Linked DNA regions of Homo sapiens: region 2 is linked to region 1. A link is a contact called in ENCODE Hi-C data. All regions are on one chromosome and are shown on one strand. Each heading gives the region's core, a stretch centred on a gene start or an enhancer-like site at or near the end of the contact. The rest is flanking DNA. Distances are from core to core; before and after follow the strand shown.

The links. A loop is a pair of places that touch in the nucleus more often than their neighbours do. Pooled maps may share reads with other maps.
Region 2: a map with no recorded cell type shows a loop between it and region 1 (7-fold over the local background). The contact joins the promoter of WDR26 here to the promoter of LYPLAL1 in region 1. A Hi-C loop is called at or near these places in 3 of 37 single-sample maps with no recorded cell type and 3 of 50 pooled maps.

What each region holds. Positions count from the first base shown.
Region 1 is chr1:219,171,532-219,175,250 of GRCh38, forward strand. It overlaps LYPLAL1 (lysophospholipase like 1), which reads left to right and starts at 2,347. Exons shown (of 5, transcript NM_138794.5): 1 at 2,347-2,450. The coding sequence starts at 2,360. It overlaps LYPLAL1-DT (LYPLAL1 divergent transcript), which reads right to left and starts at 2,257. Exons shown (of 5, transcript NR_038845.1): 1 at 1,939-2,257. RefSeq lists enhancers at 2,178-2,227, 2,308-2,637.
Region 2 is chr1:224,432,529-224,436,725 of GRCh38, forward strand. WDR26 (WD repeat domain 26) reads right to left here and starts at 2,269. Exons shown (of 14, transcript NM_001379403.1): 1 at 1,156-2,269. The coding sequence starts at 1,877. It also overlaps a transcript of CNIH3 not described here. RefSeq lists a silencer at 2,248-2,647 and an enhancer at 2,988-3,177.

The DNA.
Region 1 (3,719 bases), core at 1,097-3,596:
TGGTATTTACCACCTGCTTATCTACCTGTTTAAACTGGTAGAATAGTTGGAAGAACAAATCAGGAACTAATAGCAGTAGACTTGGGAAAAACTAAAGAAGCACAGGAACACCTAATAAATAGAGACTCTAAAGGGCCACAATACAAATTCCAGACTTTTGTTTTTGAAATAAGAGTTGCGACATGCCCTTGCTTCATTTCTGTGCACTCATGTGTAAATGTGGGTAATAGTTAAGAACCTATGCTCTGGAGTCAAGCCCAGCATGTGAATCCAGGTTCTACAATTGACTGGCACTATGACTTTGAGCCAGGTTCCTTACCTCTTTGAGCCTCATTGACAAAAGCAGATAGTAATAGTACTGAGTTTTATTGGAATTAATTTATGACAGTTTTTGGCACCTACTGAATCCCATGAATATTAGTTGCTTATTATTATTAATAATCATTACTCTTAAATAATTATATTCTGATTTTTTGCTGTCTCAAAAGCGTGGGGTGGTGTACAGTAAGATTTTCAGGTAGTAAATGGAGTTCTAAGAGTAGAACTTAAAGCCTTCCCTGTATATCTCCAAGTGGTCTTTCCTAGTAGCACTGCCCTCTTCTCACCTGGCTAGGGAAGGTTATCTAGAACTCATACGGGGAAGGCAGGTCAAAAGACAGAGGTTTTTCTTTTAAGAATTGGCTATCAGAGCTCAGCCTACCCTAGTTTGTCCTCCTCAGGGACTTCACTTATACAACTCTCTGCTGCAGATCTATGGGCTTTGGAGAAATGACTCAGAATTTCTTTTTGATTTGGTTAACTAATGGCATGTAGGACCATTCTTGTTGATGGTATTGTTATTAATATAACACCATGATAGCTTAGAGCTGATTTTGGCAACTAATGTTGATAGTAAACAGTTTACTTACCTGTAAGTAGGGTGATTACCTGGAACAAATAAAAGGTAAGTTGTAATTGCTAAAATGTAATGCAGACTACAATGAATGGAAGGCCAGTGTTTAATGGTACTTAAGCTTTTACTGGGTTATTTTGTTGAATTTTACATGAGGCAAGAGCAACCTGCTGGGGCCACTGCCTTCAGTATTAAAAGATACCTATGTTTTGGACTTTATACAGGAAATAATTCCATTTCTTAGTATTTTTAAAATTATGGTAAAATACACATAAAATTTACTAGGTGTATAGTTCACTGGCAGTTATTAACACTGTTGTACAACCATCATCACTGTCCATTTTTAAAAATGTTTCACTATCTAAGCAGAAACTCTTGTACTCATTAAACAACAACCTCCCAACTCCCTCTTCCCTTAGTCCCTGGTAACCTCTAATTTCACTTTCTGTCCCTATGCATTTGCCAATTCTAGATATCTCATGTAAGTGGAATCATACAATTATTTGTCCTTTTGTGTCTGGCTTCACTCGGCATAATGTTTTCAAGGTTCATCCATGTTGTAGCATGTATCCGAATCACATTCTTTTTACAGGCTGAATAATATTCCATTCCAATATGTACATAGCACATTTGGTTTATCTCTCCATCTGTAGATGAACATTTGAGTTGTTTCCACTTTTTGGTACTTGTGAATAATGCTGCTACAGAACACTGAAGTACAAGTATTTGTTTGAGTCCCTGCTTTCATCTCTTTTGGGTATATACCTAGAAGTGGAACTGCTAGTACCTATGCTAAGTCAATGTTTAACTTGTTGAGGAGCCACCAAATTATTTCTATTGCCGCAACATCATTTTACATTCTGATCAGCTATGCACAAGGTTTCTAATTTCTACACATCTTTACTAATACTTATTTTCTGTTTTTTTGATAAGAGCCATTCTAATGGGTATATAAAGCAGAATCTCATTAAATTAGATTTGCTTTGTAAACTATTTATTAAAAATAAGAGACACGAAGAGAACTTATTATTATATGCTTCGCTTACCCTGTATATCAAGAGCTGCAAACATCCTGTGCGAGTCCCAAAGTGAAAGGTAAAATATGGTTCTATTAAATTTTAAACATAGTAACACGAATATTTCTCCAAATAAGGTAATCTTGAGTTTTGGGATTGCATTTAAAATTCCTACAGCAAATGCTCAGGATATAAACATATCCATTAGTCATTACAGAAGTCCACACGAGGCTGACACACGTAGAATACCATTATTAGCAAAACTAAACTCAGTACAGTTACAACTGCCTCAAACTTGACCCCAAAGTATTGAAAGCTCCTCAGAGAGCGGGCCAGCAGCGCTGCGCATGCGCGCTCCCGGGCGTGCTCCCGCGCGTGCCTGCGTATTTGCGTGCGCGGCCCCGCGCGGCAACGCAGGGGCGGAACCGCATGACTGGCAGTGGCATCAGCGATGGCGGCTGCGTCGGGGTCGGTTCTGCAGCGCTGTATCGTGTCGCCGGCAGGGAGGCATAGCGCCTCTCTGATCTTCCTGCATGGCTCAGGTGGATTTCAATTTTACGTCCTGGTTTTCTACAGCTCGGGAAACATCCTCCCCTCGGTTACCCCAGTATTGCCCAAGTGGAGGTGTCGCCGGGCCCAAATAGGGCCCAGTGGGTGGCTCCCCCGTCGCCAGCCCCGGCTGTAGATGCACGGGCAGCGCCACCTGCCCCCAGCCTCCCCCGTTAGTCTTCCTCTTTCTATCGGGCGGTCACTGGTCCACCACCCTCGCTTTGGGGCCTTGTGTCCCGCCGCTCAGCCAGCCCTCCATCCCCACAACACACCTCCCCATTCCTCGCCCCAAGTTTAAACAGAGCAAGTTAGTAAGGTAAGTCTTCTGCTAGAGGGAAATTATTTAGTGTTTTTCATTATCAGCTACTAGTGATTTTTCAGTCGTAATTGCCCATTGCTTTTTCCAGGCTCCCATACTAATGTAGACAATTGAGATTCACAGTTAACTTAGATACTGTTTACAGATTATCTCTTTTCTGTAAGCCACTGTGCCATGGCTGGAGTGCTTTCTCTCACTTTCCTTTTTGCTGCTTCTCTTTCCTTCCTTTCCCTTTCCCGCCTGTGTCATTAAACTTCCAAGATAGACTACAGGGGCAGGACCCCCAGGGACAGGCATCTTCCACTACCTGCCCTTAGTAACGTGTGCTTAATGCTGTATCGTTACTTAACACTCATCTGTAATCACTTTTGTCTGTCTTCCCCACTGGATTGTGAACTTCCCACTGGATTATGAGAGTAAGGGCCCTTGTGTCAACCTTTGCACCCCCAGTGCTTGGCCCAGGGTAAGCTCTCAGGAAATGTTTTTTAAAGAAATGAGATGCAGCCGGTGTCCTCAGGGGGCCTACCTAAAGTTAAAAACAAAAACAATCCAATTAGTTTGAGTCAGCAGTGCATGGAAGATCACAAGACGGTGCATGGTTTCCTGCCAAGTGAATTGTAAGAGAAAAAAATGTGGTTAGGCATTATTAAGGCATTTGGAAGATGAAAAGCTTGTCAGACTTTTCGAAGAAAGTGGTCTTTGAGCCGAGACGGGTAGGCTTAAATGGGACGGTGATTGGAAGGGAATTGGAAAGGTACTGGGCAGAGACCTGGAAAAGGGCAATTGTGGGAGGTATTCTCTTTATTTTGAAAATGAGGCCAGACAGGTTCAGCAGCTTGGCCAAGGTCTCTTAGCTGTTACTGTGAGTAGTGGCGGATTTGGGATTAGAACCCAAAGCTCTCCGACCTCAAACTCAGGGCTTTGGTGGGGTAAGGTGAAAAAG
Region 2 (4,197 bases), core at 1,019-3,518, 5.3 Mb after region 1:
ACCTTCATTTATCAGTCTATTTTTTGTGCTTATGTTTCAATGCTTTCTTATTCAGCTTTAAAACTTAATTTTTAGCTAAACAGTGCAATGATCTGCCTGAAAACCGAAATACTTGTGCCACTTTTAAAAAGTTCTGTTCTCCTCCCCACTCCCCAAGAAATCCATAAATGCAAAAGTACACATCGGCTAGCCTGAGAGCTTAATCTACACTCTGAATGTAGGAAACTGACTGCTGCTGCACGTCCTCCCCCCTTCATTTCATTCTGACTCCGTCTCTTGCACCTCCTTCATCAGGCACTCCCACCAATCCTACCTTCCACCCCCTTAGTTTTTCTTTGTGTGTATACAAAACGGTGGTTTTTGTCCAAGGTCGCTGTCTACCTTCACCCTATGTTAGGTATACAAGGCCACCTAAATTGTATTTGAAAACAAATGGTTCACCAGATCAGATGTCCCCTTTTCAGAGGCGATCATCTTCTTGGTATTAAACTGAGATTTCAGACTAGTTAGGGTTAGGCCTCTTGTACACACACACAAGGGCCTTTAAACGACATCAACACTGTATCTTCATTATTCGCATCAGATTTATTCAACAACCTCTTTCCAAATGATCCCAGCCCCTCCGTTCCCATAAACACTTGTAGGTGATTGTCTTTCCTGATTGGTAGTTTGCTTGGGTTGTTGTCTGCCACGGTTGGGGGTGGGGAGGTGTCCCACAAAGATGCCTCCAAGATACACTTGAAAAACAAATCCTCCAAGGTTCATTATTTCCACCAGCTCTAATCCACCCCTCCCCCAACACATACAGAAACACACTCCCGCATCTGTCTTTATTGACAGACAATTAAGCTCTGAAGGTGCGTGGGGAGAAGTCATTCTTTGGGTTTCTCCTAACCCTTCCTAACCCCTCAACGCCTGTCTCGTCTCACAATTTGTCAGACTGATTGATTTTCCCCTATTTCCTTTCAGGTCCGCTCCTCCTCCCCGGTCGCCCTGAGCCGCGTCCTCCTGTGTACTGGGTCCTGCGTGCCCAGCACTCATTCTCTTTGACCGAGCTCTTTCAAGCCCCCCTCCCCCCTCCGCCCCTTCCCCTACCCCCCTGGAGCCTCCGTCCCTCGGTCTGTCCATCACCAGCTGGCGGTAAGGGATACTTACTTGAGCCCTAAGCCATTCAAGTGCTGTCCTATTAGCCTAATGACATCCTCATCTGACTGGGAGAGCCGCTTCTTCTTCTTGAGGCTGCTGCCCAGTTCTGGGGTGGCCAAGGAAGAGGAGGCGGCGGTGGTGGCGGAGGCAGCTGCGACGGTGGCTGAGGATGCGGCGGCCGCCCCGCCGGGAACCCCGTTATTGACATTCAGGCTGTTGCTATTGTTGCTGGCGGCGGAGGGGGCGGAAGGCAGGAGCCCATTGGCGTGGGCCAGGTCCCCCGCGGACGACGACGACGAGGGGGACGACTCCCCGTTCTGGGCCGACAAGCAGGCGAGTTCCGGGGTCTGTCCCTGGCCCCCGCCGCCCCCTCCTCCTCCACCGCCGCCGCCGCCACCTCCTCCTCCTCCTCCTGCCCCATTGGCCTGCATGATGCTGCCGCTGACCAGGCTGTGGCCGCTACTTCGGTGGGGGACAGCAGCGGCGGCGGGAGGGGCAGCAGCCGGGGGAAGTCCCACCACTACCACCACGGAGGAGGAGGAGGAGGAGGAGGACGAGGACGACGAGGACGGAGGGGAGAGGCCTGCTCTGCCTGCCGAAGCCCCGGGCTCTCCTACTCCCTCCGCCGCCGAGGCTCGGGGTTTCTTCCGCGGGGGCGGGGAGGCTCCGCCGGTGTCCGAGTCGGAGGAGGAGGAAGCGGAGGCCAGAGTTTCCTCGCCGAGAGAGGCCGTGGTGGGAAGCCGGTGGGGCGAGGCGGGGGAGGGGAGGCGGGGGCCGGGGAGAGGGTCGGGGTGAGGGGGGCCGGGGAGGCGGGGAGGGGGTCAGGGTAGGAGGGTGAGGGTGAGGGTGAGAGGAGGGGGAGGAGGAGGAGGGGGAGAAGGAGGATCCGGGCCCTTTCCCCCCCCCCTCCCGGAGGCAGCTCGGGGTGCGCGGCCCGGGGGTCGCGCCGGGGGGCGCCGCGGGGCGGCTGCGGGGGCGCGGGGCCCGCCGCTGGGCTGAGCCCCGGCAGTGGCTGCGGCGGCGGCGGCGGCGGGCGGCAGCGGAGGCAGCTGCCGCCTCTGTCCTCGGATCCGCTCCGCTCTGCTCCCTGGTGTGTTGATTCTTCCCCCAGCTGCTGCCTAATGGAGTCCAGGCGCTCGCGTCACAGGAAATGCCTATACTGCCCTCCTCACTCACTTCCGGTGGCAGGTATGGAACCTATAGGGGGCCTGTCACCCAGCACGTGCATCGGGGGCTGTCCCGGGGGTCAGGGGAGGGAGGCCAGCGGGCCGGCGGGGTCCGCCCCGACCCCATCCACGACCCCGACTCCTATCCGATCCTATCCCCGGCCCCGCTCGGGCCTTTCCCCTTGCGCCCTGGCTCGGCTGGCTCGACGAGCAGTAAGTTCGTAGCCGCCCTCCGAAGCCGGGCGTGCATGGGATGGCAGAGTTGGCGTGCGTGCGTGAGTCCACCAGTGTGGCATGGGCATGTAAGGTGCGCGGAGGGACTGCACCTTCTCCATCAGGTGCAGAAGGTGAGGATGGGGCAGGGGGCTAGGAGCTTCGACAGGCAGGAACTTCCAGGCACAGGGCTGTGGTAGGCCCCTCTCAATGGTAACCAGGACCGAAATCGGGTTTCACAACCTACTTGTTTTAGGGTGGAAAAACTTGAATTTCCACAGCCAAGTGCCACACAGTTGCTGTACCCGGGGCCATCCCGGGAGCTGTGAGATAATGAGCCGGTGAGACTCTGCTCCACCCTGGGAAGGGGAGTTAGTCTAGAGGAGCATATCTTATGGGGACAAGAAGTCACAAAAAGGCTGTGTGGTGTGTAGAGAAGGGGAGGGACTCTGCTGTTGAGGCTTCACTCTTTTTTAGCACTTGCCCAGCACCTCCTTCTCTCTTCCAGCTGCCTCTTGAGTCACTGCCCAGTTTAGGGAGCAGTAACATAAACCAAACAGTTGCCTCCAAAATATGCATTCTGAGAAGGATTCAGGCACCCATTCAGATCCAGGCTTGAAATTTTTACGTGGCATGTGAGCCTTCTGTGTCATCATGACTTACCAATTTATGTGAATGTAGAAATGCAGCAACAAAGACTGGGCTGAATCTTAATCATTGGCAAATGGTGTGCATTATCCCCAAACAATTATTTTCATGTATGTGGTTGATAGCATCTATACTCAATATGTATAAAGATTTTCTCAGAAATTTAAAGTCTTTCTCTGAAGTAGTTTTCCTGTGGGGAGGGGAAAAAAAACACCTTAGTTTCTAATTAATACATCATACATCGCTGATATTTATTATAGTAATAACTGAAAGTAATTTTGAGGCCTTTGGAGACAGTTGTTTTTAAATTTGGAAATACAATAAAAAATGATGCTGATGAGAAATTAGTAAAGAATCCTGAGGTTTATGGATCCTCAGACAGGAAGAAGTAAGAGGAAGGTCAATGCAGGATCTTACAGGGATTTGGTTTTGTAGTTCTTACTGCTTAAATTTGCTTCCAGGTGGCAGCTGTAATTGCAAGGTGACTCACATACAGTGTTTATATTCACCTGAGGCCGACCTGAGTTCTAGTTGAGGTTCATAGAGCTCTGTCACTGTATCCAGCAGAGCCTGAATTACTAGATAGTTAACACCCTCAGAGAGCCCTGTTTGTATATTAACTTTAGACAACCTTATTATTAAAAGTGTTGTTTAGGCAAAATTTAATTTTTGCAAAATGGTTTATAATAATTTATTAGGCCCATAGCAACATTGAAGACTTGCTTCTGAATAAAGACTGTAGGTTTTATAAAGGAAATCAGTCACTTCATGGCAGCTACAGACAAAGCTCACACTTCATTAACAAAAGTAAAATGATGAAAAATAAATTGGATTCCATTGCTATCTAAACTCTATATTCCAGTTTTTCTAATTTTTAGGTAACCAACACTGCTCGTGTTAGAATTCTGAATTTATAAAGTCCCTTACAGAACATTTTTCTCTGTACTAAAACACAGCTTGAGAATCTGTTATCTGAACTCTGGGTCTTTAGGTCTTTCTAAAGCCAAGTTTCAGGTCTATGTGC